Regions from separate parts of the Mus musculus genome. Here regions 1 and 2 are each linked to region 3. Evidence: chromatin loops called from intact Hi-C (ENCODE). Cell type or tissue: heart. All regions are shown on one strand. Each heading gives the region's core, and the rest is flanking DNA. Links, peaks and the distances in the headings are about the cores only. Region 1 holds the start of Gm39955 (a long non-coding RNA gene). Region 2 holds the start of Kiz (kizuna centrosomal protein). Region 3 holds the start of Nkx2-2os (NK2 homeobox 2, opposite strand).

What was found. Hi-C counts contacts between places; a loop is a spot of excess contacts. Peaks named below come from ENCODE experiments on the same cell type or tissue, not always from the same donor. Only the 100,000 strongest peaks of a DNase experiment are listed, where the experiment ranks them.
Region 1: a loop joins it to region 3, with 2.8 times the contacts of the local background. A loop is called at or near these places in 2 of 42 quality-filtered maps.
Region 2: a loop joins it to region 3, with 2.1 times the contacts of the local background. A loop is called at or near these places in 2 of 42 quality-filtered maps.

Annotation. Positions count from the first base shown.
Region 1 is chr2:147,251,003-147,261,397 of GRCm38, reverse strand. All of the region lies in intron 1 of Nkx2-2os (NK2 homeobox 2, opposite strand), which reads right to left. Gm39955 (a long non-coding RNA gene) reads left to right here and starts at 4,542. Exons shown (of 4, transcript XR_866809.2): 1 at 4,542-4,886; 2 at 5,934-6,029; 3 at 9,084-9,200. In heart, for the core only: a CTCF peak has its summit at 4,451 (motif pointing right); no DNase peak of the experiment used is centred there.
Region 2 is chr2:146,851,462-146,861,856 of GRCm38, reverse strand. It overlaps Kiz (kizuna centrosomal protein), which reads right to left and starts at 5,977. Exons shown (of 14, transcript NM_001033298.4): 1 at 5,814-5,977; 2 at 675-737. The coding sequence starts at 5,935. In heart, for the core only: CTCF peaks have their summits at 5,896 and 6,100; a DNase peak (open chromatin) is centred at 6,016; H3K4me3 peaks cover 1,576 bases; H3K27ac peaks cover 1,530 bases.
Region 3 is chr2:147,174,183-147,184,577 of GRCm38, reverse strand. Nkx2-2 (NK2 homeobox 2) reads left to right here. Exons shown (of 2, transcript NM_010919.2): 2 at 21-1,426. The coding sequence ends at 583. It overlaps Nkx2-2os (NK2 homeobox 2, opposite strand), which reads right to left and starts at 495. Exons shown (of 6, transcript NR_030769.3): 1 at 218-495. In heart, for the core only: CTCF peaks have their summits at 5,618 (motif pointing right), 6,273 and 6,686 (motif pointing right); DNase peaks (open chromatin) are centred at 5,827, 6,257 and 6,687; H3K4me3 peaks cover 1,249 bases; H3K27me3 peaks cover 3,936 bases.

The DNA of each region.
Region 1 (10,395 bases), core at 1,923-6,922, 78 kb before region 3:
TCAGCCAATCACTGTAGAATAAACCTTCCTATGACTTGACATCCAAGGCAGCATTTCCACCTTCTATTGGTGACAAACCAATTGCTTCCACTATCCACCCGATGTTAGCCAGCTTTCTGCTACTATGATAAATATCCAAGAAAAGCAACGTAAGGAAAGGTTTGAGCTGGCTCAGGGTTTTGGAGGATTCAGAACCTGAAACTATATCTTGTGTCTGTGGTGAGTGTCTCATGGATGGGATGAGAATGTGTGCTAGAGGAAGAGCCAACAATGTAACTTCCCCCATGGGCTCTCTTCTCATAAAGACTTCACCATCTCTCAGTGACAACACAGGCTAGAAACTAAGCCTAGAGCACATGATTTTGGGGGCACAGTTCAAGTCCAACTGTAACACTAGATCAAGAAGAAAGGGGATACAACTGCCTAAGGAGGAGTGGAAGCCAGCTCACACTAAAAAGGAGCAGGAAGTTTGGGGGACACTAGGACAGCCATTGTTGGCAAATACAATCAACCCTTCTTGATGGCAGCATTCAAATGTGTTAAGACTGCCCCAGATGCACCATGTGGCAGAGTTGGTGGCCAACCTGCTGTCAAGTAGATGTCATAACAGAATGGAGTCCTTGAGCCCTGTGACCCAAGGCCAAACTCTAGCCCTTCATGGGTCACTTCTTCCAGCTTTTTTTCTTCTTTTTTTAATATTTAAGATGGTGAATGGGTGGAAAGTTGAAGAGATTTATTGATATTTTCCATACCTTCCTCAGGTGTCACTAAGGAAATGCTTGATTGTAATTATTGAACCTTCAATGACTTCAAAAGTGCAGTAACCTCGGCTTTAGCAAGCAGTCATAGGCTTATCATGGCACAGAAGTAAGCCACTGGTATGTGCTCTGCAGAGAGCAGAAATCCCTGCACATATGGGCTATCTCCAACCACTGCCTGTTCTACCTCTCCTTTCCAGCCAAGAAATAAATGTTTGAGTGACCTGAGTTCTGTTGAGTTATTATTTTTGTATGCTTATTTGCTGTTTGATTGTTTGCTTGCTTTTCAACTGACCAAGGATTGAAATCAAATAGATCTTAAATTTTGTTTCTTCATTTCCATTCCAAATATGACGAGAAGACTTTATCAGTGGACCCAACAGACAACCTTAATATTGAAGACCCTTACCCAAATGCTCGGAGCCAGAGATGATCAGATTTGAGAGTTTAGAGCAATGGTTCTCAACCTTCCTAGTGCTGCAAACCACTTCCTAGTGCTGTAAACCACCTTTAGTGGTTTACAGTTCCGTATGTTGTGGTGGCCCTCAACCATAAAACTATTGTGTTGCTACTTCATAACTGCGATTTTGCTACTGTTATGAGTCATGATGTAAATTTCTGATATGAGATCCTGTGGAGTGCTTGACCCACAGGTTGAGAACCTCTGCTTTAGAGTATTTGCACAGATATCATGAAATATGGTTAATGGTAGGGCCCAAGTGTAAACATAAAACCTATGTTTCATGTACAGCTACCTGGAGCTTGAAGGTAACTTTATATAAGATTTTTAGTTCTGACATGCTCTGGAGATGACCAATCTGTGAGATCAGCGTGGAAATCTCCACTGGGGCTTCATGTCAGGGGCAAAAAGTTTGGAATTTTGGAACATGTAGTCTTTGGATTTTCAATTTAAGGATGCTCTGACTACATAAAATGAAGATTCTAGAAAAACGTCTTCAGTGTGGATATATAACAGGGATCTGTTTCAGTGTTGATTTTCTTTAAGATATGCTGAGATTTAATGATCAAGATTTTAAGAGAAATGAAGAGACACAGGGAGGTGCTTGCTAGTGCAGCCTCTGGATACAAGGCCAGGCATTCATTGTTCATCAGTCAGGTACCATGCTGGGTTGCAGGGCTTTGAGACAGTGAAGTTGCTCAGACAGGGTGCTATCCTCTCCATGGTTGTAAAAGGGGAGATAGAAGAGAGCCTGGCTACCCAATAGACAGGTGCCAACAAGAGGCCCAGGGCACATTTCTGGTTGTTCATGGGACTGAAGGTAGCTTTGTTTCCATTGCTGGGTCTAAGTCAGGCATTCTGAACACAGGAGGGAAAGTCACATAAGTGTCGGCCATATTTGGAAGCATGGCTTCATGTTGGCTGCTTGATGAGTGGGCCACATAAGGAGGTGGGAGAAGATCATGTGGACAACAGGCTGGAAAACAGAGCAGCAGAGATGCCCAAAGGCACACAGCACCCAGGCTCCTGCAGTATTCTCTTCAGCTGGATAATCTTCCTCTGCAGTGGTTCTTATACACTAGTATCCAGGAGAAGACAACACAGCAGAGAAGGAAGATAAAAAATAGACCGTGAGGTTAGCAGCACATATCCAAAATGTGGAGAGCTTGGTGAGGAGGGGACAAGAAAAGTGGAACTACTGCAAAATAGCACCCAAGGAGCCTCAAGCCCACAGCAAGCTGCATCTAGAATTGGTGGAAGAAGCCCCCATCTGGTAGACAGTGCAGCGAGTTAGGCTCCTTGCTAGTATTTAGCTGAAACCATACTACAATAACGTTTTAAAATAACCCTCTAAGATTCCATTTTTGTTTAATTTACATCCTTGGTAAATAACATAATACATGGTGGCTCCAGTCTTAGAGAAGTGAACCATTTTGCACCAGTAGAAACTGCCAAGTCATGTAGAAAGGGACCCTACAACTGAGTTGGAATTCTACTACTGGGGAGCACCTGTACTAGAGATCTGTCTTCTTGTTTGCGCACATATAAATGATCTTGTGTAGAGTCCAAAAGGACCACTGATATTGGGGATCTCCATTAAGAACTGTGTAGCTGGAAGTCAGAAAAGGGGGTGGGGACTTTACTTACATCCGTTCAGTCATTCTCTTTAAATTTTGAGCCACATAAAAGTGTTGTTTTTCCTAATTAAAAATCAAAACAAAAGCTCCAGACTACAGGTAAAAGCAACTCTTCCATTTCCCAACACCCCACCCTCTGGCCAACTTGGTCCTCAGTTCACAAAGCGTCCTGTTTCTATCCCTTCTCATTTTCACAAGACTTTGCATTTCAGCCTTAAGTTCCTGGCTTGAGTGAAAGACAAGTTTGTGCTCTGGAGAAAAACACCTCATACGAACAAAGTCGCACATGCAAGGAGTTCCCATGATGGGCAAATAAGGAAACCAATCCAAATGTCCCCCAGAGGAAGGCAAATCAAATGAATCCGCTGGGTTGTCTTATTCTTATTAATGACTCAAGTCACCTGGGAAGAGGGAACTTCAACTGAGGAATTGCCTCCATCGGATTGGCTGTGGGACTATCTGTGAGGTGTTTTGTTAATTAATGATTAATGTGGGAAGTCCTAACCCACTGGAGGTGGTGCCACCCCTGGGCAGGTGGTCCTGGGTTCTATAGGAAAGCAGGCCAAGCAAGCCATGGAGAGCAAGCCAGTAAGCAGCATTCCTCCATCACCTCTGCTTCAGTTCCTGTCTCCTGGTTCCTGCCTTGAGTTCATGTTTTGGCTTTGTTCAATGATGGATCATAACCTTTAAATCCTAATAAACCCTTTCTTACCCCAAAAGTTATTTCTGTCAGTGTTTGATCACAATAACAGAGAGCAAGCTAGGATACTAACTTATTTCCACTATACCCAACTGAGACGATTGGATTCCTTTTATACACTGAAACCTTGTATCTATTACTATACATAACACATATAAATATGTTACAAATATGAATATATAGTCTATAGAAAATATGCATACTATAAATTAGTCTGATATATCATACTTATAACATTTATAGTTATATAATCAAATCTTATTGCATATGTCAAATATATATTTTATGTAACATTTTAAAAGTACTTTTACATTTGCAAATATTATATGAACATGTATATATATGTATATGTGTATATGTATATGTACACTACTACCAGGCATGATCACACACACACACACACACACACACACACACACACATATATATACCCTTAATCCCAATCCCAGTGCTTGGGAGGCAGAGGCAGGCAGACAATTGAGTTTAAGGCCAGCTTGGTCTATGGGCAAGTTCCAGGCCAACCAGAGCTACATAGAGAGATCCTGTCTCAATATGTATCATACATACATACATACATACATACATACATACATACATACATACATACATACATACAAAAATATCTTTTAAAATGGTTAAATATAAGACATATTTCATATGTATGGATGAAGCATGTATGTGTCTACATATCTACTTTTCTATCTACACATACAGAAATGAATACATATGTAATATATACATTAGTCATTTGTAAATGCATAGAAGACTTGTGGAAGCATCATATAGTCAGGTAGAAAGATAGACAAGAGAGAAGGAAATGTGTAGCAGCTTGACCTCTGAATACTTACTATAGGATAAAAATTGAAGTACTCTCTTGGTGCAGGCACGACAGGCATCTGCCGCTAGAGGGCGCAGGAGATTGACAAATCATTCCCAGGGGCAGATGCTTCTCTGGGGTTTCAAAAGGCCAGTGACTTCTCCCAGCTGGATGTCCAACTCTGGGTTGTGTGGAGGAAGCCTGCAGCACCAGAGGGCCTCTCCAGACTATTGGGAACCTGTGTCACTAATCTGACCTCTGTCCCCGGACCTCATATTCGAGTCTGCAGATGCTGTTCCCATGCAGAACACAGAGGCAGCCGCCTCACAGAGCCTGATTTCAAGAGGACCTCCTGAGAGATTTGTGTGGGCCTTTGTGGGTCCTCAGTGACAACAGAGAAAAGGCTGGGCCTCTGCAACTGGCAGAAAAAGGCTGGATTTCTGAAGAGTCTCAAGTTCATCCTGAAAAGGTAGTCTCTGGTCCCTGGCTCTAGCCCACAACTGTCAGACCTGAGGTATGTCCTGCCTCTACAGACATGTGCTCAATATTCTCCCTAGTCTCTTGTTCTGTTCACTTCTCTTTCTCCTTTGCATTGCAAGGGAAACCTTTTTAAGAACGCAAATAAGTTTATGCTCTACGTTATTCATTTTAAGATAAAACAGCAATTATTGCATAGGTTTGTTTGTTTGTTTGTTGTTGTTGTTGTTGTTGTTATTGTTGTTGTTTGTCTCCTATGTGATTCTGAGCCACGAGTGGTGATATCACCTGTGCTCCAGCTACCCAGAAGACTGAAGCTGGAGATGGCTGGAGCCTGAGTTCAAGGCTAGCTGAAGAGTACAGCAAGTTATACCAAAACAAAACAAAACCATGATATTCTGCTAGCTGGAAATCTGATCGCCATTACTCCTAACAGAATTTCCTGCTAGAGCAGGGATTCTTCATCTGGCCTGGACCAGGTCACTGGGCAAGTTTTAAGCACTGCTACTGCCTGAACCCCATGGACAGAGATTCTGCTGGGAATGGTCTGGGCTGTAGTTGGGGAATTGGGTCCGTTGGTTCTGATGAAGCCAGTGTTGAGAACTGCTCTCTGGTGACCTGTAAAGTGCCCCGTGTTCTGTGGCACTCCCTATAAAGCATAGAATCCGCTCACATCGGAAACCAGCTGCCCCAGAGTCTCCGAGGCCCCGATATCTGTATTCTGTCCCCGGTGGACAACTTCTCAGCAAGTTTAAATGAAGCTTTTAAGAAGCTTCTAAAGTAGACCGACCCAGAAGGCAAGGGTGTAGGGGAAATAACCTTTTCACGACTTCTCCCGGAAACCAAAATTTTAGATTTCTTTAGAGGCGAAAGATTTTCCTGTCTACAAAGTTATTTCTGACTTCTTTCAAAGGCTCCTGTGTTATTATTTTGTTTTTGAGGTAGACTCTCACTCTGTGATCTAGGTTGGCTTTGGATGACTCCTGATTCTCCTGCCTCAGCTTCCCATGGACTGTGACAATAAGATGTTTACCACCAAGCCAGGTTCCCTCCTTGTTTTGTAATTCCTGGGTTTCTCTTCTAGTATTCACTGCCATCGTCCACCTAGCAGAGAGCAGTTGTGAGGGCACCTGTGGAAATCTGAGCGGCAACTGTCCCAGATCGCCAAGCAGAGGCAGAGGTTTGTGGGTTTGCTGCACATCATAACTGCACGTGCATATGGGATAGGGTGGAAGTTTGTTGCATGTACACATTGGACATGCTGAAGTCGGATCATTAGCATTTAGTCATCTTCTATAGTAAGCACACTCAAAATCCCTTCTTCTAACTGCTTTGAGAGATACTGCATGCCGTATAACTGTGTTCCCTTTCCTGTGTCCTGGAACACTGAGACATGCCCCACCCACTGAATGTGTGTCCCTTTCCTGTGTCCTGGAACACTGAGACATGCCCCACCCACTGAACTGTCACACAGAGTGAGTCCTGGGAGCTGTACTTTCATAGGGGCTCTAAATAATAATATTTTCATCTGCTGAAGTTTTAGCATGCTTGATCTCTTACACAAACAAGCACAACTGACTCACAACCTGGATTTTAAAGTCAAATTATTATATAAGATTACATAAGTTCACAAAAGCATATAATATACTTTGAGCATATTCCCTGCCATACTCCACCCACTATCCTTCTCCTTCTCCCCCCCCCGCCCCGCCCACTAATTCCCCAGACAGTTTCATTATCAGTGTCTGATCATCAATACCTATGTGGATTTATGTACCTATGAAATCTTGCATCCACAAAAGAAGAAAGCATGCATTGTTTTTGTTTTGTTTTGTTTTGTTTTGTTTTGTCTTGTTTTTTTACTTGCCAGAGAAGTCTCCCCAGTTAATTTGCAACTCGGTCCCAGCTTTTCATTCTCTTACCAAACAAGCACTAACCTGACAACCTGCAAGGCTCTTCAGCAGAGACACTGGGCTCCAGATAAGCCCATGACAAGAGAGCCTCATGCTGTGTTGATCAAGCTCCACTCTACTGCATAAGAAAGCCCCTGGGCCTCTCACACCAGCTCCCTCTTTCTGAACAACAGCACCAGCCCTGCATTTGGCCGAAGCCCTCACAAGATGATGGAGTTCCCTGACCCTCCAGCTAGCTCTCCTTGTCCTCCCACCCAGGGAGGTTCAGCCCTTTGGCACAGAAGCAGTAAAGGCCATTCATGCTTTAGTGACGCCAGCTTCCTCCGAATCCATTCTGCCCCTTGGCATCTGACACCCCTACAATGGGCAGAACTGCAGGAGAAAAAAAGGTTGACTGCCAAGCAGGGAAGACTGCCAGGTCTTGTCCAGGCATACCCAAAGAGGGCTATCTCCAATGTCCCGGCATTACAAGGTCCCGTTTTATGCTTCTAATGGTTTTGCAAGCAGAATTAACAACTGATTGACACAGTAGTGTAAATATATCAAATCACACATTGCGGGTGTATAATTATAATGTTGAATTCATAATGTGAATGTACTATACAGATGTGTGCAGATGTGTGTACCCATCTCTCTAGAGGTGTAGCTCCGACTCTGCATTCGTATAATCCTGTCCATGAATAGACAGTCGAGCTCACCAACCCAACAACTGCTCAAATAAACGAGTCTACTTTCTCTGCCCCCTGATGCACATCACCACGTTCCTAACATGTCTCGCTGCACTTCTGCAACAAGTTCAGGAATTAAGTCTCATCCCTAAGGCTCCATTAACCTATCCAAGAAATGGATATCAAAAATTAGCATAGTCATATGCGGCAGAAAGTGAGGCCTTGGTGCAAAGATTTCCCAGAATGCCTGTCAGCTCCGATGGATAAACACTGGTGATAACCTGCGTGGGCCAGAATTAGGCCTTAGACCTGGGATCCATTTTCAGAAAAGCAAGTCACCTTGATTCATTTCAGGTGGTTCTCAACATGTGACAGCCTCAGAGCCCACACTTGGTCTCCGATCCGCCCAGCAGGTCTAGCTGATTTTATTTACCTTGTCCACGCAGAACAAAAGGGGCACCATGAAGACAGGGTTCAATTTTGCTTTATTTCATCTTATTTCATGGATCCTTGGGCTTCAGCGCTGATTCCCTATACCAGGCACATCGAAGGCCACATTTGATTTTGCTGGTGTGCCCCAAAGCCCCTGGTTTCCAATGGGTGCTTAATTATGACTGGAATGAAACAATTTATTAAAATTAAAAATTGCCCATGTGGTGGTAAACTTCATCACTGTGCATTGAACACCCACTGCACACCCAACTTGGGCTAACTACCTGACATACAGTTGTTGCATTGGCTCTTCCTGACAACTCCAGGGAGCAAAGAGCCATGAAGCAAACTCACCTGACAATTAAGGAAACTTGGAGTTCAGAGAAGCCAAGAAAGTGGCAAAGAACTGCACAGCCCATTAAATGGTTCATGATTTATAACTGGAGGCAGCCTGGCTTCCAAAGTAGGGGAGGGTTTTGTAATGTGACTTTCTAATTCAGTGTGCTTTTTTTTTGTAAAACTGTAGTCTATATAGTGTTCTGAGTTTTGTAATTATAAATATTATAATTTTAAGCTGTTACAGTTTTGTAACACAAAGCTACATGGGACTGTGTGCATGAATGTAATTTTTTTCAATTGCTCTTTTATGTAATGATGTCGTACTTGTACAAATTTCTCAAAATAATCAAGTGAAAAATCAGGCCCATCTTCTAGGGTCTCATTCAGAAAACCGAGGAAGATGTATTCTTTGGTTTGTCTTATGAAGCTGTCCTGAGTTTGATAACAAAATCCATAGTCAGAAGGAGGAAAATTATAAGTGCAAAGCCAGGTACTCATAATCTCAACAATGTCGGGGCTCATTCAGGTGGACCCCAAGTTTCAGGTCAGCAGGGGCAATACAGTGACACACCGGCTCAAAATCAATGAGGCCAGAAAGATGCCGCCACAGTTAAAGACTTTTTTTTGTACAAATCTGATGACCTGAGTTAGATCCTGAGGCTTCATAGTGGAAAGAGAGAACCTGAAACTTGACCTCTCACTTCTACCCATGCACAGAGGCACATGCCTTCCCATACACTACACACACCATCATCACTACCATCATCATCAATAAAATTTGAACTGTAAACTGAACTGTATTTTTAAAAGATAAATAAAATGAAGGGGAAAGGGGGGCTGGAAATGATTTAGTGGATAAAAGCACTGACTGCTCTTCCACAGGACGTGGGGCCAATTCCCAGCACCCACATGGCAGCTCAGAACTATCTGTAACTCCCAATCCCGGGTCCTGACACCCTCACGGGTCTTGGAAGAGCGCGAGTGCTCCTAACCACTAAGGTATGGTCCCAGCCCTTTCATAGTAAAATCTTAAACGCTCTCTTTTGGAAGTCAGAATGAAGACAAAGATGTCCACAATAACCATTTCTCTCCAACGTTCGCAGTGGGGTTTTCATCCAATACAAGAACACGAGAAAAATCCACATTTGTATTCTTTAACTAGACGATATTCTGAGAGATGTATTTGTAGATATCTTGTATAAACACCATAATTTGTGAGCTTACACAAGGACAGCTACGATGCCACTAGCTGATATACTCATATACTGCTTGCTATACACATACACTGTTGTATATGTGACCTCCTAATGGCTTTCCAGCCATGTGCCAGTGACACGGAGCATATGATTATACTAAAAAGTATATGAAATTGTAAAGGAAAGAATAAGCACATATTTTACAGGCATGATTATATATACATAGAAATTTCAAAGAATATACAAAGAATTAGAAGTTATAAGTTTTACAAAGTTGCCCATTGCCAAACCAATACACGAAAATCAGCTGCGGGGTCTGGAGAGATGGCTGCATGGCTAAGAGTGTATAGTGCTCTTGAGAAGGATCCAAATTCAGTTCCCAACATCCATGTTGGTGACTCAAAAACATCTGTAACTCCAGCTCCAGGAAATCTGACATCTTTGGCTTCCATAGGCACCTGTGCACACACACATTCATTCACACATGCATACATACACACATGCACACAGAGAGAGTTTTAAAAAGTAAAATGTTTTTTAAATCAGTTCCATTTCTCTGTATTATGAATAAATAGCTGGACTACCAAGTTAAAAAAAATAAGCAAAGGATATCAATGATGTCAGCATCTAAAAAAAATATCAATGATAGATGAGATGCCTCAGTGGGTAGGAATGCTTGCTGCCAGGCCTGATAACTTGGGATTTATCCCCTGAACTCACATGGTAGAAGGAGAGAATTGAATCTTGCAAGTTGTCCTCTGACTTCCACATGCGCACTCTGGCATGAGCACACACTGAAACACACACGATAATGGACAGACAGACAGACAGACAGATGAAAGATAGATAGATAGATAGATAGATAGATAGATAGATAGATAGATAGATAGATAGATAGATATTCCTTACAAATACGTCTAACAAAATGATGAGACACCTATGCAAAAAGTGATCGCTTTTTAAAAGTAAGAGCTAAATATATGAAACAGCCTAGTGTT
Region 2 (10,395 bases), core at 3,689-8,688, 320 kb after region 3:
CTAGCTGAAGAAGCAAGGAGGCCCTCCCAGGGGCAGCAAGGGGCCTCCTTTTTTTCAGGAAAGGGCCAAAGGATGATAAAAGCTAACAGATCAGCTATAAAAATCACATGCCTTACTCTCTGCAGAAGCTAAACATGTTGAAATAAGAATAAAAGAGACAGCCTTGGTGGTGGTGTGTGTGCCTTTAATTCTGCACCTAGAGGCGAATCAGGTGGATCTCTGAATTCAAGGTCAGCCTGGTCTATAGATCAAGGTCTAGGGCTCCACAAAGAAACACTGTCTCAAAAACCCCAAAAAGAAAGGAAAAAAGACTACACTGCCTTATTTTAAAATATTTAAGCAAAACCACATTCCTGAACTAATACAAAAACAAAATAAAAATAAAATGTTTATTAATAAATTATATAAAACTATAGGATTTACTTCAAATTATTATGCATTAAAAATAAAAGAATGATAAAAATATTCCATCTATAAAAACTATGACATAATAGTAGGGTTGTTTGGTTTTCTTTTTAAATAGAGTCTCTCTATGTAGTCATAGATGGCCTGGGACTCCCTATGTAGTCCAGGCTGCCCTCGAACTCACAGAGATCTGCCTGCCTCTGTGGTACAGATTATATTTTGGCTGACAGCTGCAAAAAAGCTAGACAACCATCACTGTCATCTCTTACCTGCACTTATCAGATTTATTGTATTCATAAAGCTTGTCTTCCAGGTCCAATCTCTTCTTTTCACTGTAATACAGAAAATGTATGTCACTGTATTGTATTAATTAACTAGTGGATTTAGACCATGGTGTCCTCTGAAACCACATCCATCTATTTAAAAAAGGAGAAAATGTCGTGGGTGGCTGAAAGACCTATCAACAAGCAAGTAGAAGAAACAAAGGTAACAACAGTATGAAGCAAAAACTCAAGACCCTCAGCATCAGTGAAGCACTGTAGTACATGCATGTAGACCCACACTTCAGAGGCTATGGGAAGAGGATCAGTACTCTGAGGCCAGCCTGGGCTACATAGGGAAAACCTACCTGGAAAACAAAAATTGACTGGGATTCTCAAATTAAGGAAAAATGTTTGAGGCCAGAGATACATGAGACCTTGTTTCAAAAAGGAAGTAAACAAACTGAACTCAGAATACAAATGACAAGGACATCATATATGTATTTCCACATTAGAAATCTTTACTGACATCTTGATTATTAAACCTTCAAGGGTTTTATAACCAATTGTGTGTCTGACTTGTGAAAAACAAATGGTTAGATGGTATAGGGAATTTGTGCTTAAATTACAAGGACAGGAAGATCTTTAAATACATCTAGGGCTCTATACCGCCATGGTATTACTGCTGAATGACTGAAGTCTGATCAAGAAGAATCATCTAAAGGATCTAACCTGGGGTCACCTTCTAGAAGACATGTTATACTTAAGAAATTGCCAGGAACATGACAGATGGGGTCAGACTAAACAATCATCCCAAGAGGTCAGAAGCAACATGGCACACCAAATGTAAGCCATGTTTCTCAATTAAACCCTAGACCAGAAAGGACCAGAAAGAAAGGCTTAATAGTGATGTGTATGTGTGTCAAGTTGACAAGGGGTCAATTGTATTGGCTGGTTTTGTATGTCAACTTGACACAGCTGGAGTTATCACAGAGAAAGGAGCTTCAGTTGGAGAAGTGCCTCCATGAGATCCAGCTGTGGGGTATTTTTCTCAATTAGGGATCAAGGGGTGAGGGCCCCTTGTGGGTGCCATCCCTGGACTGGTAGTCTTGGTTCTCTAAGAGAGCAGGCTGAGCAAGCCAGGGGAAGCAAGCCAGTAAGTAACATTCCTCCATGGCCTCTGCATCAGCTCCTGCTTCCTGACCTGCTTGCCAGTCCTGACTTCCTTTAGTGATAAACAGCAATGTGGAAGTGTAAGCTGAATAAACCCTTTCCTCCCCAACTTACTTCTTGGTCATCATGTTTGTACAGGAATAGATACCCTTACTAAGACAAATTGGTTTCTAAGACAACTTATGTCTGGCATTGAGTGTGTGGAGGGACACACAGCAAGGCTGAAGGGTAACTGTGAGAGCTGTACCATGGTTATATAGAAGAGCATCTTTCTTTCTTTTGTTTTTTTTAATAGTACATTGAAGGTTTTAATGACGTGGACCATCACATACTCACATCACAGTTTGAAGTATTTAACAGAAGAGCACTGATTTTAGGTAAGTGTATGGGAAAAGAAAATAAAAATATAATATTGTTGGGACTTCAGGAGAATCTTGATGAGGGAAATGCTGGGTCTTTGTCCCATGTTTGCAACTTTTCAATAAATTTGAGTCTATTTTAAAATATTTTTTAAATGATTCTGCAATCTAGGGAAAAAGGGCCATGTTGGGTTTTGTTTGTTTGTTTTTTGTTTTGTTTTGTTTTTAAATTCCATCACCTCCGAAACTGCAAATTCTTTTTAATAATGTTGGAAAGATCTCTGTTCTCAGTTCCTTCTCTTGTGGATGCAGATACCTGCTGGTCACACTGCTGGTCTCTCTCTGAACACTTCATATCTTAGCAACCACAGACACATTGTGGCTCTCTATTCCACGAAAAAATGGTGCTGATTTTGTCAACTCCTCATCTAACTCCCTCCTCCATGCTGCTGCATCTCCAAATGGTAATCCTTCATATGAGTTTTAACATAAGGTCTAAACACTGGATATTTACCTCAGTAAAAAGTCAGAGGGAAGGCTTATTGGTGGGACCACCATAATAATCCTTACATATCAAATAATGCCTACATATCAAATCTCTATTTCAGAATCTCTGAAATGCCCAAACCTGAGATACTTACAGAGTCTTTGTTTCAGTCACTTGTACCCTCATCTGGGTTTTCACAGCTGGCCTGTTCTTACAAAGCTGAATTTTCTACATTTTAAGGAACTTAGTCAATTTGTGTCTCAATACCACGGTTTTCCATCACCCTCAACTGTACTCAGCTAATATCTCAGCGTCAATTCTGAACCATTATGATATGTTGCCCTGAATCGGTATCACCATTGAAAATAACTGGGGCTGGTTAATGGACCTTTCAAAGGATGTTTTTATATACAGTAGTTGTTAAGTATCAGCTGCACTTATATGTTTCTACCACACTTGTGGGCACTATACACACTGCAACATGTCACTCCATTAGACTCTTTCAGATTCAATTACGGACTTTCACAACAATGGAGAGAAAGCACTACACACACATAGAAAAACATTCAAGCTATAAAATTACACCTATGTGGGAATACACAGGAAAATGACTGGAGTTTAAAATACAACAGTTTCGATGAACAAGCTCAGTTATCAGATCAGCTAACATTTCAATGACTGCCTCTAAAAGGGCCAAGAAGGCTGAACTGTACTTGTTGTTGCTGTTAATCTCCTGATTCCCCAAAGTTTCCAAAGTGATAAAAGCATTTCCAACTGCTGTGAAATTCACAATATTGAAGATGAACATGGACTTTCAGGAAATAGTGGTCCCTATGATGAGACTGGCTTTAATTTTTAAAATGTTATTACATTTAGTGTGTGTGTGTGTGTGTGTGTGTGTGTGTGTGTGTGTGTGACCCTTGGTGAAGTCTCATGACTTGTCATGGGCAGAACTCATGTTCCTACTCATTTACTATAGCTCCCTCTCTAGAGTTATTTGCTTCTATCTTGTGTGTAGCATGCATTAATTAGAGTCACTTACAGATTCTTAAAATGAAAAATGATCACACAGAGCAATAGATTTACACTGACTTAAAAATAAAACAAATCTTCAAATGCAGGACCATGAACAGGCCATAAAATCTGACTCCAGTTTCTTATGTAACTTCAACAACCTTACCTTGCTTCCTAATTAAAGCAAAAAGTGCTAAACATAAAGTGGATAATCATTACAGTTATTGTGCCATAAGGACCATAAAGAACCAGGTGCTTCCAGCATAGGAGGCAAAAATAACTTACCACTAACCTAGTTCAAAAAGAATGTCATTTAAATCAGTCACATTTTAAGAGCAGATCTTTGCCTACAAAACACAAATAAGTAAAGGCCAAAGGTAACTATACCACTCTTGAACTACAACAGACAATGAGATAAAGGCACTAAAACTAAAGTTCTTGCTTTTAAATTAGCTGATGCATATATATATGTGTACACATATATATATGCAGAGATCTAATACCACCACCTTGGGTAACTGGAAAAAAGATCATTATTCAGTGACAATGAGGTGATGGCATTCCACATAAGGCATTTGTAACACCTAGACGCTGGCTAATTGACTTTTGGATTTAACCCATAAATTCAAACATTTTACAAAAACACCTCCTCCACCATTGTACTACACAGTGAGCAAAAGGTGTTGCTTCTCACCTAAAATTCTCAATGTAGGCACACTTGAGCTCGCATGTGCACACGTGCTTGTGCATGCACACACACACATTCTCTCTCTCTCTATTGTATTCTCTCTGAGATCTCACTAAGCACACTGAAGGTGCAAACATTAGAAAGTATTGAGAAAAGAAAAGCTCTGTAGGAAAAATAAAGGTGTGTGTGTGTGTGTGTGTGTGTGTGTGTGTGTGTGTGTGTGTGTTGGAGATAGGTTCTCACTATGCTGCCCTGGCTGGCTTGTATCCCAGGCTGGCCTTGAACCTGTGGTCCTCCTATTTCTGTCTCTTCAGCATAGACCACCACCAACATACGCCTAAATGGTTAATTTTTTTTTTCTTAAGTGGGAGATTAAGAGATCCCTAGAGTAGGTGAGCAGGACTGTGTCAGAAGGAAAAAAAAAAAAAAAAAACGGATGTAGAAAGAAGATAAAACACGGAAAGAAGAGTTAGGGCCCGTGGGAGTTACTTAACAAGTAATTGGCAAAAATTAAGTCTAGTGTAAGATGCAATTCCTTTGAAAAATCACTTACTTTACCTCACCTGCAATTACTGTTATGATCTTAGAATTGTTACAGCCCTCCTGTTCCTTCTGAATGATTCTGTAACTTTAACACCCACTAAATGTTTTGTTTATCAAAAGATCCAAAAATCTATTTCCTTTCTTGTCAACTAATGAGATTTCTAAGTCCAATTAATTTGGCAGCTAAATAAGTGTTCCAACAACTTATCTTTCCATGTGGTTATTTATAGTCAATTGCTTTGTACTTTTTTCTATTTATGCATTCTTAGATCTAGCTTTTTCCAATGGTTCTCATCTTTCATGTCTTAATCAAAGGCAATCCCAACCCTCGAAGCTGAACCCGTTGAAAATTTCATCCTTTTACTAGAAATTTAGTCAGCCCCAGACACTTCTAAAAGACTACAGCGCGCGCGCAAACACACACACACACACACACACACACACACACACACACACACACACACACACACACACACCATTCCAGCCTGCGTTCCTGGACCTGTCATCTTTGATGCAGTGCGGCTGTCAAAGTAGGATGACAACTTGAAGAGAGAGTGAGGAGGGGGCATGTAGGACTAGAGAGGACTAAAGAAATTCACAAGGTTTGATCAAGACTGGCAGGCAAAAAAACTCCCACTCTCACTTCCGGCCGCATCCGCAGGCTGAGGGACCTGGCTTTGGTTGTCATGAGAGATTACAGTCTCTCTGCGCTTTCAAACAAGGGGCATCCGTGGTAAAGTTGTGCTCCTAACCCCTTCTGGGGCTAGTTGGGGGTCGCAGGCGAGTTCCAACACTAGTGAACCACTGGCGGGAAGTGGGCCGGACACCGTACCCCGATGCTCTCAGTGGCGCCGCTGACTCCCTGCCCCGTCCCGCGGCCGTACCTGTCCCGCAGAGCCTGCTGGAGCTGGCCCACCCTTTCGTAGTAGCTGGGGCTCGCCAAGGGCGCAGAGGTGGCGGAGGCCTGGCGCAGGCCACCACCACCGCCACCGCGCCCTCGCGGCATTGCCACAGGGCAGCTGGCGGGCCAGCGTTGCCCAAGGAGACCGCCCCAACATGCACCGCGGGTAAACAAGGCGCCTAGCGGCCTGAAGAGGGCGGGGCGAAGGGCGGGGCGCCGAGGAGGCGGGGTTAGCCGCGGTGTGGGTCCGGGAGGGGCGAAGACAGAGAGACTGGCAAGGGTGGAGCAGCCCTGGTGGTACAGGGAGAAGACAAGGGAGCTGTGTCACGTTCTCTCTGCTACCGCTGTGTTTCTCTTCCCCTACAGAATCCGTCCTACACGCATTCATTTTATCAGATGCAGTTTCTTATTTACCTTCCTAGAATTTGCAGTGAGAGACCCTGTGACAAGATTGTTTTGATACCAGCACTTAGAAAGCAAAACAAAAAGCTAGAAGAAAACAAAATTTAAGAACCGCAAATATGCCCTTGATCTCAGCACTACGGGCAGAGGCAGTAGGAATTCTGAGTTCGAGGCCAGTCTAATTTACAGAGTGAGTTCCAGGACAACAAAGACAACACAGAGAAACCTAGTCTCAAAACACCAAACCCCACCCCCAAACAAAATAAAACAAACAAACAAAGAAACCAAATATGCCATCCCACGCTGGAATGTTTTTCAATGCTCAGGTTGCCATCAGCCCTTTCAGGGGAGAAAGATTTGGTTTCTAACTAGGTCCTTGTGAATCAAACCGTTTACTTCTGCAGTCAATTCTCCAACAAGGCCCCCAGCCAGACTACATTGGCATAAACCCTATGTCCCACAACTCAGCTGTGACCATACAAAAAGCCTAGGTGCCCCAGAGTGAATTGGGCAGACTATTACAGCAAGACTAACTTAACCTTAGATCAGTTCAGAGGAACTACTGGTTATAAAGGCCCAGAACAGAATCAGTCTTTATTCTTGCCTCCATCAACATGGCAAAAGGCTTCCTGAAGAAAGACAACTGGATTCTAAAACCCACTTGGAATAGGAAATTAAAAAAAAAAAAATGTACACACGTACTTGTAGTCAATGTGGTTCCTTATCCTAGACTTTTAATTTTATGTCTCTTTTCTCAAGTCGGTAGTTTTATTTTCATGCAAAGCATCCCTGACACCAACATTTCTTTAATAGTGTGTCAGGACTCCATGGGGATTGCACCATATCTGAATGGGTTAGGGATAGGGAGCTGTGTGTCAAAAAGTTCAGCAACAGTAAACCGTTCCTGAATGTGTAATGACCAAAACTCAATTGAAAAATCAAGGCATAATAAATCTAAGCTGCTTCTGACGGCATGTGTCCGTGTCTTGTCCCACTATAACATGCTCACTATACACTGCACATGTCCATTGCGCTCTGACTTATAGTACCATACTGGCATTAGGGGAAGCAACGAAATGGTCAAGTCAGCAACCCTAAATTATGATTTTGCCTATCCTTCCTTCCTCATACTGTCTGCCTAAATGCTGAAAGGTAGAATATATCCATGTAATCTCAGGACTCAAGGGGACAGGCAGGAGGATCTCTAATTCCAGGCGGGCCTGACCGACCTTGGCTTAAAAACAAAAACATGTGGACCAGACGATGGCCCAGCAAATGAAACATGCTTTCTTTGCAGGTATGGCAATCTGAGTTTGATTTGATTCCCAAGAGTTGTTCTCTAACCTCTACTTGTACACTCTAACACACATGCATACACACACACACACACACACAAACATGCACACGTGTGCGCTTCATTGAATTAAAATGTCATAAATCAGCATAATGGGCTATAAGCAAAATAGGGTCTCTGCTCCTGCCTTGACCAATATACCTTTTTAAGAACATGGAAATACAGTCCATGTTCCTAAATATGTGGAATTTAGTTCTCTGATTCTTTCCTAATCCACCCCCTAATTTTCCACCCTAATTAAATTAATAATTCCCTAATTTCAGGGTTGCATGATGAGACACACCTCACTCACAGTAGGGATCCATGTGCCCGGCCTTCTCCCCATTCGACCAATCCCATCTGTATCCATATGTTTGTCTCAGCCTCCTTTTGGCCTAAAGCTAAATACTAGTGATGGTTCCTTATAAGAACGGCCCAGGAAAGAGATCTTTGAAGACTCTGGAGAGCAGTCTGGGACCCTCTGAGTTGGAAATGCCTGGATTCTGGGTACCTGGGACTGTGTTCTAGGAGTTGTGTGTGAACTGCCATGGGCATCCACTCGACCTCACATTAAGTGGTCAGGAAGGGACAAGAGCAGGCCTGTAATATGCAGATCTAGTGCAGGACCCTCTTGCCCAGTTGTAAGGTTAGCACTGATATGGCTTTTAGTTACTCTGTCAACTCATTCTATCACACTGATGTAGTGCTAGTGTACTGAGGTTAATTTACAGCCTGTAGTGTGATGCCTAATCATCATCTGCTTCATTGGATTTGGAATCACCTAGGAGACTCATGCCTTGGTTGAGGGTATTTCCAGAGAGATTTAAAGGAAGACAAAGATCCATCCTGAATGTAGCCTGCAGCATCCCAGGGGCTGTAAGGTCCAGGTGGAATAGAGACCGAGTCAACAAGAGAGCGTCAGAATTCCCTGTTCCTTGTTTCCTGTGTCTACCCAGATGTGAGGAGTTTCAGCTACACACGTTTGCTATAGTGAACTCTGACATCCCTTTCCTACCATGGCAGACTGTTCCCTCTTAACCCACAAACCAGAACGAATCCACCTTAAGGTGCTTCTGTTAGCATTTGATCACAGCAGTGAGAAAAGCAACCTATACATATCTAACTAAAGTTTTACTACAGTACTTTGGTAAGTCCTTCAAGGCCTGTAGATGACCAGGCCCCAACCCCAACCCCCAGACTATTCTAATCTAAGTAAGGGCATGGCTTTTGAGAATATGTTGAGATTAAAATTTTACCTTTTAAAAAAATCATGTTCTTTAAAAAAAATTAAATTGAGCCTTGTGCATGTTAGGTATTCCACAAAGCTTTCTGTAGGATCCATCAAATCAAAGGACAATATGAAATGTTATGTTTAAAATGGCTCGAGTCAAAGCTGACCACCGCACAACACTTTTGCACCTGCATATGAGATCATTATGGTTTTTGTGTTTTTGTTTTTCCTTTATAAGCTGACATAAAAAGGCACTCAATGCCATGACTCCACCCCTGAATTCTGATGTATGATCCTGATCAATCAGTATTACCACATGCATTCAATAAACCATACCCATCTGACTCAGGTCAGCATTTGTGTGGTTTGGGGGATGACGCCTGGATCCCAACAGTTTTCTTAGATGTGTTTAATGTTTAAATAAGAAGAGTTTGAGTAAAGCAGATGGCCTCTGTTGGTTTATTTTCTATGCTATAACAAAGTGTATGAGGCTTGGAACTTTATAAATGAAAAGGGTTTATTAGCTTATATTTTGGAAGGCCATAAGACCAAGGTCAAATGACCCCTTGCTTGGGTCTCAGCGAGGGCCTAATAGCAGATGACATTAGAATGGTGAAGCAGCTATGACAGAGATCACATGGTGACACAGGAAGCCAGAAAGTTTTAGTAGTTTCAGGGTTCAGGCAATTTTAACAGCATCATACTCCAAGGAGAACAGCCTGAGGTCCCACAAGAGCTGTCAATCTGAAAGAAGCACCTACAGAGGCAATGTAATTACTCTGCATTGAGTGTCAACTGGGAAACATGTTACCATTTCAAGACCAAGACCATGATGAAGACTTAGCTCCCAGAACATGAACACTTGGGGGAGTACATTGAAATCATATCTAAGTCACAGCATCTCTGTATCTAGATGTGTCAGATCTACTCAAAGGACTTAGGAAATAAGACTGCTATCTCCTGTAGTCTGGCAAGCCAGTTTCCACCCTATTCCCCAAGTATTGCCTGGTTGTTCTGTTTCTCTGTAAACCTGGACTAATATGGAAAGGTATGGAATTGCTCAGAGACACTGAGACAGTAAGATATCGGTGGGCCAATAAAAGGACAGAGAATTCATGTTTGAAGTCCTGGTTTCAATTCTGGCAACATTAGTAAGTAAATAAATGAAAATGTCAATAAATAAATGTTCTTGTTTTGTTTCAAATCAGAAAAACCTACAACTACTAAAAGAGTGTCTAGGATACTTGAGCTACCAGAAAGCCAAATAAGAGCCAAAATACACTACAAGGGTAGTAGCAGAAGAATGAACTGTTAGAGGCATTCCTTAATGAGACGGACTCACTGTGTCTCGACATCCTTGTCCACCTACAACTAAGTCTTTGAATCATCGCCCCTGAGTTCTTCAGGACTGTGCCTCTGTAGGAGCCCTCTGACAGGCTAGCCCTAAAGCAACAAATCCTTGTACACTTTGCTCTCTGAGGAGCTGGACCATGGCTCTGTGCACCGGCAGGGACAGGTCTGCAGCCCTGAGTGTGTGAGGGGCAGATTATAGATGGTGACAACCCATGTGAATTGATCTTACAATGCCAAGATTCTCCT
Region 3 (10,395 bases), core at 3,078-8,077:
CCCCCCCCCCCCCCACCCAGTGCACGGGCTGGCGGCCAGCGCTCCCCCCCAAGACTCGAGCTCCAAATCCCCAGAGCCCTCGGCTGACGAGTCACCGGACAATGACAAGGAGACCCAGGGCGGCGGGGGGGACGCAGGCAAGAAGCGGAAGCGCCGAGTGCTCTTCTCCAAAGCGCAGACCTACGAGCTGGAGCGGCGCTTCCGGCAGCAGCGGTACCTGTCGGCGCCCGAGCGCGAGCACCTGGCCAGCCTCATCCGTCTCACGCCGACACAGGTCAAGATCTGGTTCCAGAACCATCGCTACAAGATGAAACGTGCCCGGGCGGAGAAAGGTATGGAGGTGACGCCTCTGCCCTCGCCGCGCCGTGTGGCAGTGCCGGTCTTGGTCAGGGACGGCAAACCGTGCCACGCGCTCAAAGCCCAGGACCTGGCAGCCGCCACCTTCCAGGCAGGCATCCCCTTTTCCGCCTACAGCGCGCAGTCGCTGCAGCACATGCAGTACAACGCCCAGTACAGCTCGGCCAGCACCCCCCAGTACCCGACAGCACACCCCCTGGTCCAGGCCCAGCAGTGGACTTGGTGAGCGCCGCCCCTCCAAGACTGGAGGCCTTAGGCCCTGGCCCCACCCCAGCGGCGCCGGTGGCGAGGAGGACTCGATCCTTACCACGGTTGTTATTATTATTATTATAATTATTATTATAGAGTCGAGTCTGACTTTCGACTCAGTTGAGGAGGCACAGGGAGGTTGCCTGTGCCTCCCCGAGTGGCAGATTCCATTGACTCTGCCCCATCGCTCTCCCCTTTGAACTTTTGGAGAGGATAGAACTCTAAGCCGTGTTTACAGAATGTTTGTGCAGCTTTGCTTCTTTGCCTCTCTCTCCCTGAGGGGACCAAACCATCCCAACGTTAACGTTGTCACTTGAAAAGAGAAAGGACCAACCGGCCCCCACCCCACCCCACCCCCGCACTGCTTTCGTGAATTTTGTAAACTATGTTTGTGTGAGTAGCGATATTGTCAGCCTTCTAAAAGCAAGTGGAGAACACTTTAAAATATAGAGGATTTCTTTTTTTATAAGAAAATGCTAAATATTTATGGCCATGTACACGTTCTGACAACTGGTGGCAAATTTCGCTCTTCGTTGTAAATATCGCTAGTGATCGTTGCCAAATGACGTTCTGGATGGGCCTGTATCCCCACCGGGCCTGCCTCTCTTTGTCGTTTGTTTTCGGTGGGTTATGTTTGAGTTGCAGCGGGTTTTTATTTTTATTTTTATTTTTATTTTTAATTTGTTCAGTGCAAACATTTTTCAACTATGAAAAAGGAAAATATGTGTAGGGAACTCACCCCCGGGCCCCCTTTTTCGTCTCCTGAGCATCGGAGCTTGGAACTCAGCAGTTTCACGTGGTTTCCCCAAGAGCGCCGGGCGCTGAAAGCTTTCGATTTTTTTAAATAAGAATTTTAATAAAAATCCTGTGTTTAAAAAAACAAACAAACACAAAACCAAGCCCAGTTCTTGAGTTTGTTACTTTCCCTCCCGGGCCGAGTTGGAAGGGGCGTCAACCTCAAATCTGGAGCCTAGGGCTGTATTCTGGGCTAGTTCTGGCGTTTCCTCTCGCAGCGCAGTGGCCGCGGGGTTATCCAGACAGTGGAGGAGTGCACGGGATAGGCCTCAGGCGGGCTGACCCAAACGATTCCGCGCAGGACCAGAGCAGCTTGGCCTTCAGCCTGCTAGCCAGTGGTCCAAAGTCCTTGTTGGCCTGGCGCTCTCCGGCTTCTGTGCACTCTCTGAATCCCCAACAGGGGGAGGGAAAGTGACTTTGGGTAGCGCCAAACAAGGAAAGCAAGCCCCCCTCACTCGCCCAAATCTCTGAGTGGCTCCTTCAGCCTGAAAAGCTGTTGAAACCACTACACTTGATGGCTATCACTTTGTTAAGTTTAATTTACCTCTGGCTAAGGGGACGGGGGGGGGGGGTCTGAGATTGAGTCTGATGGCTTTCTCTTTGCACCACTTTCTCAATATCTGCGTACCAAGTTGAGGCCTAGTTGACCTCTTCGAGTCCTGAGCGCTGGGATGAAGGGCGGGAGAGCTAACATTAAGGTTTCTGAGGCTTTGCCTGTCTCTAGAAACTGGCTGAGCCCTGGGTGACCAAACCAGATCTGGCGCCTTCCTCCAAACTGGTCATTCCTCTTTAGTCCCAGGAGCCAGGGAAGTAGAGCGACTGGGGATCCTAGGCAATGCAGTCTTCTCATTACTGATGCCCCATCTTGTCCATCCCTCTGGCCTGGAACCCGATCCGATGGAGCTGGATAGTTCTTGGTTTCTTGGTCATGGCTCTGGGTGGACGGTTAGAAAGTACAAGCTTGGGGTTGAGTGGAACTCCTGCCACCAGGGCTCGGGTAGGAGGACAGGCATGTGCACACCGTCCACTGAGGTGGCAATCTTTCCTTCCTCCACTGCGAACTGAGCTTTTGTCGCTTGAGCCTGGAGCACACATGGTCCTGCATCTCAGCGGGCACACGCCTTTCTGTTCTGTCTCACCGTGACTTCATGAGTCAGAGCCCAGCAAACTCTAAGATGCCAGGAGGTTGAAAGTCAGTCTATTTGGATCTAGTGTCTGTGGTCCTCCAGAGCTCCAGCGTTGAGGTGAGGCTAGAAGGTAAGGAGGCAGCCGGCTGGGCAAAGGGAGTCACTCTAGATGATCCCCTCTCTCTTTCTCCCATCCAGTTGGTGATCAGATTTAATTCAATATCTAAAGCAAACATGATTATCCTTGTGACTAAATTGGGACAACACACGCAAGGCCGTGATTACACTATATTCTGCCTTGTGCACACACACCCCATCACTGAGGGCAATGGGAGTCTTTCTAATACACCCCCTACAGGTCCTTTCCCATCAGCCCTGGGAAGGGGACAGTTTTCCCTAAATACTGAAAAGTCTCCCTTTGTTCTACGCACAAGCTTGGAAACTGTGGGGTTTTGTTTTGCTGTTTGTAAAAGCTGGAGAATTCACTGCCTATGTTTGCTGTGCAATACAAAAGGCAGATGTCCAACCTGCCCTGGAACCAATTGCTCACTATCCTAAGTGCAACTTCTCCTAAGCCCCGGGCCTCTGTGGTTGTCCAGAGGTCCGTTGGGCAGCGCAGGAAGGGTGAGTGTTGGGTGTTCAGGGTCCAGGCTTTCTGCCACAAACACTCACAAGAGCTCTCAGACCCTCACGGGAGTGTTAAGGCCCAAACACTTGCAGGTTTCCAGGACCTGGCAAGTTGAGGCCCACAGGCCTGCACTCTCAGTATGTCCTCTCAGGAGTCCCCGGAGGTGGGCCGTGCGCCTGCCCTTCTCTGTCCTCGGGTCCCCAAGGAGTCAATAAAAGCGCCCGTGGAGCCCTGTGTGGCCCTAACCCTAGCGCCCTGGGAGCGCACCCCGCTCAGGGTCCGCTTCGGCAGTCTATCTTCGCCCAATCTACAGAGGGCCGCACAAAACCGCACAATGGGAAAGCTGGGAGCTGGAGATGTTAGAGGCGTGCATATTAAAAAGGGACAGAGAAAGGATCGCAGGGGACAGAGAGGGGAAGAGAGAGAAGCTCCCCCCAGCCCCCCACCCGCACCATTCAGCGCGCTTATCACGGGCAGTGAATCCCGGAGTCAGGCAGAAGTCTCCTTGGGGTTTTGTTGAGCCTGTCACTGGGTCCCTTTGTGATCCGCGGACTCCATGCTGGATTCCATATGGCCAGCTGGGCCGAGGGAGCGCGAGGAGGGACCCGCACAAAACCCAAATTGTGTCCGGCTTTCAAACCCTGTATTGTTGTCTGTGAAAGGAAGACGCATTAAAAATTCGTGCTATATCTATTGGGGAGGAGGATGGAGGAGGGGGAAAAAAGCCACCCTGTCTTTGATGGCTTCAGAGGGCGCTTGCCCCGCCTAGGCCCCGTGACACAGAGTCAGTCTCTCTCTCTCTCTCTCTCTCTCTCTCTCTCTCTCTCTCTCTCTCTCTCTCTCTCTCCCTCCCTCCCTCCCTCCCTCCCTCTCTCCCTCCCTCCCTCCCTACACACACACACACACACACACACACACCACCGTTTGGTTTGGGACCCTGGTGCTCACTCTATCTGAAATGACAGCTAGGCTCTGGTTGGGTGCCCCATGCTGAAGCCAGGCCTGGGGTGCTCAGGAACTAGCTGGTACTCTGGCTTTTCTAGGGCTTCTGGACTTCTCTGGGTATATGCAAACCATATATGTTCATGCACCAATAGACTGATGGTCACAGGGACCTCCACATACTTCTGGAAAGGCCCAAGAGGATAAGAAACCAGGGGGCTGCTCAGCCCAGCTAAGCTGCAGCCAAGGCATCTTTCACCAGGCAGAATCATTTGATTACCAAAGCTAGCTGGGGGGGGGGGGGTTGTCCATCCTTACTTGAACTACAGAGGTGTAGCCATCTGACATTAGTGGGGGGGGGCGAGAACAGTTCAGAACCTTATCCCACAGCCTTCACCCTTCACCTGAAGAGGTTCCTTCCTTAGTTCTCAGTGTCTCCTGCAGAGAGCAATACTTAGAAAGAACACACCCTGTGCGGCCTTCCCTAAGCAGTCTGAGTTGGATCTGAGTACAACCTCTACAAACACCACCCATATAAGCAACATATTTTCTAACCAAAAAAAGTGTATAAACTGCGTTGTGAAAATAAAATAGAAATTGGATGTGTATCTCTAGAGAAAGTAGAAGCACCACTACATTGATGAAAATGTCAGGTTACCTCAAATTCTGTCCCCTTTAGTGCTTTGAAATGCCATCATGTAGATAACTCCATAGAGTGAACACTCCCTTCTCAGTACTCCCCGTTCCCACAAGGGAAATAACTTATTTTCCTTACCTATTGACTGTTGGGCTTAGTTGAGACCTGGCATGGATTTCTCCAGCCTTTTCAAGAGCCTGGTCATTGAAAAGCTAATCCAATATTTGCCAAGAGTAAGGACATTTCTCAAACGTATTTATTAGGGCTCATCGTTTAGTGATCACTTGGACTGAAGACAAGGGCCAGGCAAGAAACGTTAAGGTGCCCTAGACCTCTCCAGGGAGGGATGGTTTCTCTCCACTTCGAACTTAGAAGCTGGGTGCAAACTTGTGGGATGCTGGCATTCCCTTCCCTGTCTTAAGTGGCATTGGATTAGATATTGTGTTGGGTGGTATTTCAGGAAATATGTACTTGTGACTTCCCGAGAGGCCAGGCACAGTGACACTCTAAATCTCGTCGATATATCATCTTTTATCCAGGATCTGCAAATAAACCCTGATCCCCTTGGAGCATTATAGCTGCTGCTATCTCGCTAAGGAAGCGATCTGAGTTTTATTGCTTTTACCAACACCCCAACACACACACACACACACACACACACACACACACACACACACACACACACACACACACGGAGTCTGGATTTTAAAAGCCTCTATATTTTCCCTCCCAGGGCATCGTTATTAAAAGAGGTGAATAGGTCTCAGCGCCGCCATCAGAGCAAGTGCGGAAAGGAGGGCTTGCAAGCGAACGTTTCCAATGCTCCGAGAACCACGTGGGGTGAGGAAAACTAGGATTTTTCGTGTGTGGCCGCTAGGAGGCGCCCAAGCGCTTTTCTCTTTAAGCGACCCACCGAGTCTCTCTGTCCCTGAAACAAACACACCCGGATTGCAGTGCTACTCCCACAGTCTGCCTGCTACCACGGGCAATCAGGCTCAAAACTAGAGTTAGTGTCTGACCATGGGAACAGCTGTTCTATTTACAGTGTGTCCGGGTGACCCGGCATCCTCAGGGGACATCACCATTGAGCATCCTGCTTTTCCTAGGTTGTAATCCTCCCGTCCCTCCATTTCCGCGCTGCTCTTTGCAAGTCCCTACCCCCACAGACTCAGCAAAGTGGTTCCGTGAGCCAGGAGTGTGCTGACCCTTAGGAATTCCCATTTATAGCACTCAGGCGCCATTCCCATGATCCCGAACTGTCTCGGACCATTTTAGATGACGGCAGGGGAAGGTGGCTCAGTATGAGTGTAATGGAGAGTTTAGAGAAATTCTGACTTCGGTCCAACCTTCCCCGCTTTTCGCGGGAGGTACTAGAACGAAGAAACCATCTTTTGGCCAGCATGTAATATGGCCTCCAAGTGATCCTATTCAACCCTCAAATCCAGTTAGGTTGTGGTGCAGCTTACAATCCAGAAAGGCTTCTTGGTCAGAGCCTTTGCCTTGACACTGCATGCTATACAGTAGCGGGATTTTACCACCAGGGGGACACGCCGCGTGGACGCTTGGGGGCGGTTAATGGGAGGCTGAAACACCCCATCCTATAAAAGTATGCCAACTCGGTGCCAATTCCTAAACTACACAGAGGCAGCGGTGTGGGGTGGGGCATCCAAAATGAAAGAGATACACGAGTCGGGATGCCTTCCATCTCTGCCCACAGCCTTTCCAAGAAGTTGGAGGGCATCGCAGTAGACTGGGAGCCCAGAAGATTATCTTCCTCAGCATCTCCTCAATCATTAAACCCCCCTGAACTCCCCTCAAACACCCAAACAAAACAAACAAGCATGAAATCAGTCCACCTTGGCGCTCCAGACACTGATCTTTTTACTTTCTTAAACCAGCATTTCAAAACCGACGGATGGATGCCAGGATCGAAGCTGCGGTGCCCATAGTGTCCGCAAGGTGGAGCGATTGGATAAGAAAACAATTTCAGGTCGGGCGACTGACTCAGGCCTGGGAGCACAATCTGGTCATCTGTGGATTTGAGGGATGTCTGGGTAAAGTCCATTTACAGTAGGACCACAATGCCAAAGAAAGAATTACAATTCTTTGGCTTGGTGCTTGTCCCTTGGAGTGTGATGAAAAGGTTGATGGCATTCAACCTTTTTCTTTCGTCTGCCTTGTGGATGTCAACTGTCTCTGTTACTGTCACCACCACAATTGAAGCATATATTTCCACCTCTTCAAAATGTTTCCTGTGCCAGGAAAATGTAATTTATTCTAATAAAAAATAACCTGACACTTGTTAGTCAATTGGAAGACATAGGAGGGATCTCTTTCTTTCTGTTTTTCTTTATCTGGGGTAATTTAGAGCCTTTCTTCATAAAGTGCTAAGAAACAGTGGCAGGTCTCTGATGTCACCACCATCTACCACTTTTGAAGGCACCTCCCAGGTTCCTCTCCTACATCACCTCGTCTGGTGTGAGCAATCAATTCACTTTACATGTGAGACTGGGTTTCACAGGTTACACTCCCAACACACACGAACCCAGAAAAAAGCCCCAAGAGCAGAGGGCCCACCTCGAAGGCATTCCATGCCATTTCTGGTGAAGACAGGGAGGGACTGGGGAGAAAGGTTCCCTCCTGCTCTGCAGAATTAGCTTGGAATCACCTACCAGGTTCCTGTTAGCAGCCACACACAGGTCCCAGAGTCCTCCAAGTTCTTAGTATTTTACCTGTATGTATGTTTGTACACCATGTGCATGCCTGGTGCCCACAGAGATCAGAAGAGTTCTTCAAATATCCCTGGACCTGGAGTTGAGGATGCTTGTGATCCACCATGTGGATGCTGGGAACCAAATCTGGGTACTCTGCAAGAGAAACAAGTGCTTCTTAATGCCCTATCTCCAGCCCCTGGAAAGAGAAACTTTAATGAGGTAAGTTGGTTAAGACTGGTCCCATGGCCCGGGGGGGAGGGGGCGACACTATCTGCAAGCTTAGGAAGGGCCTCGGGAGATACTGACCCTCCTGGGACTTTGTGCTCAGACTTGCAGCCTCCGCAGAGTGAGCAATCGTTCTCTTCTCCAAAGCCCCTGGTCTTCATGCTGCCCGTGCTCCCTCATCAACTGTACACAGGAGGTCCTGCAGATCAGCCCTGCCCCTCTCTCATCAACTGTACACAGGAGGTCCTGCAGATCAGCCCTGCCCCTCTCTCATCAACTGTACACAGGAGGTCCTGCAGATCAGCCCTGCCCATGTATCTGCTTTATCCACCTTAGACTTTCTTGTGTTTTTGTTGTTGTTGTTGTTGTTGTTGTTTTAAAATAGTTTTGTACTTATTCTTTAACAATTGTCTAACCTATCTGATATGTTTTGGTCATATTTGCACACACCTGGATTCCCTCTCCCCCCCCCCCCCCAACTGCCTTCAGAAACCTCCTCAGCACATCTCCCATTTGCTTGCATAGGAAGGAGGAGGAGGAGGAGGAGGAGGAGGAGGAGGAGGAGGAGGAGGAGGAGGAGGAGGAGGAGAAGGAGAAGGAGAAGGAGAAGGAGAAGGAGAAGGAGGAGAAGGAGAAGGAGAAGGAGAAGGAGAAGGAGAAGGAGAAGGAGAAGGAGAAGGAGAAGGAGAAGGAGAAGGAGAAGGAGAAGGAGAAGGAGAAGGAGAAGGAGAAGGAGAAGGAGAAGGAGAAGGAGAAGGAGAAGGAGAAGGAGAAGGAGAAGGAGAGGAATCAAATAACCACCAAGTTTAATTAGGGGGACTTCACATTCGTGGGTGTGGATTATTTACTGGGCCGTGGGCGACTTGTACTTCAGACGTTTTTGTTTTTCTTTACCTGAGCACTGTTTGTTGGAAAGGGAGAGGGGGTGGCCTGGTGAGGGAAACATGGTCTGAGAGCCGAGGAGCACCGTTGTTTGTCTCTTCTGATTGCCTTCATATCCTCTCTTCCTCCATACCTGCCCCTGGCCCTGTATCTTTTTTTTCTACATAATCTTTGGCACTTCCTCCATCTTCTCTCACCTCCGCCCCGTCTATTTGCCTCCTCCGTGTCCTCTCTCCTCCTCCATTTTCCTCTGGCCTCCTCCATGTCACCGGTCCTCTCTCCTTCGTACCCCACACATGCTCATACTGCTGCCGGGCTCTCCTGCTGCTTCTGGGCATCCAGAACAAACAAGTTAGCTCTTCTCTCCAGAACCCCCACAGCACCAGGAAAGCCTACAGATTTGGGGGCTCATTCAAGCACTTAGGCTCAAACGCACAGCTCCAAAATATCACGCGGAGGAAGCCTATTGAGGGGGCTTTTGCCGGAAACCTTGAGGCTTGCCAAGATGGAGGTGGACCGCTTCAGCTGCCCCGGAGGACGTGCTCTGCAACGCACTGAGGCTTCTGCTTTGCATGGTCAGTTACCTGCAGAGACCTTGTTTTGGGCTCTTTGCTAAGAACGGAATCTCTGCCCTCCACACTGTGAAGAGCGTTTCTGAGCAGTTTGGCACCAGTCGGTCTATGTGATTGGTCTGTGAGTCTGGTGACTTTGCCTGTGAGATTGTGGAAGAATGGCAAAGTAAGGTCCAGCTTGAAACGATGTCCAGCCATTGCCTTCCATCCTACTGTAGGAACTTCCCACACCTTTGTTTTCCCCAGTGCTGGGAAGCATCCATGGACTTCAGGAGCAGATGGGTGCACACAGAAGCCTGTCAAACATCCCAGGATCTAGAATCACATTCCACCTGGGTAGCTTGATTCCGTGCCTTGGGAACAGGTGCCTTCGTCTTTCCTACCTGTATCCCCCCTGTTTCCTCCCCTGACTTGGAACAGCCGTTTCCCAAGTTCTCTGATGTATTGTTCTTCCTTCTCAGTTCAGTGTTTCTCCACACCAATGGACTCCGGAGATATCAAGTTAGCATCGCTTTTAGTCATTCAGCTACCCTGCCCAAAGTCCGTGTAAACCGAAGTATTCCCATAGAATCACAGTGTTGGTTCCTAACACTGTGCCTTTGGGGATTTCATGAAGAAGCTGCCGTGAGCCAACTGCAGAAGTCATGAGATGGAGGAAGAGGCTTCCGTGAGTCCCTACGTCTGTCACCAGGTATCTGTGTACGCCAGAGTCAAGTGTTCTCAAACTCCCATGGTTTTGAAACAGGAAAGAATGGAACCATGCCCATGGAAGCAGATTAAAATCCCACTGGGAAAGCCTGGGGGCACAGGTGTGTCCCTGCTGGCTGGAGGGGAGGTTGTGCTATCACCCCCATCTGGGACATCCCCCTCAGCTAGTTTACACATAGGTGAGTTTGGATAGATTCTCGCCTCTTCAAGCCCCAGATCACAGTTTCTCAAACTTGAGGGGGGGCATAAATTAATCACTTGGAGTTTCCTACAGGACAGATTCCACTTTCACAACTCTAAAATCCTGCCTTGATCTTGATCCTGCAAGGTGCTGTGTAGAGCCAGCCTTTGGGTCAAAGGCCTAGATGCAACTCCAGGTGTCTCATCAGGGAACACACCTGCCCCCTGGAGAGAGGGGAGTCTGAGAGCTGGGTGGCTCTGCCTTCCTCTCAATGACACAGTGACATCTGCCAGAGTCACTGCATGAGTTACCCTGGCCACCCTCAACAGTCATTCACTGTCATGAATAGAGAGCACAAGTATAAGAAGCCTGTTCTTA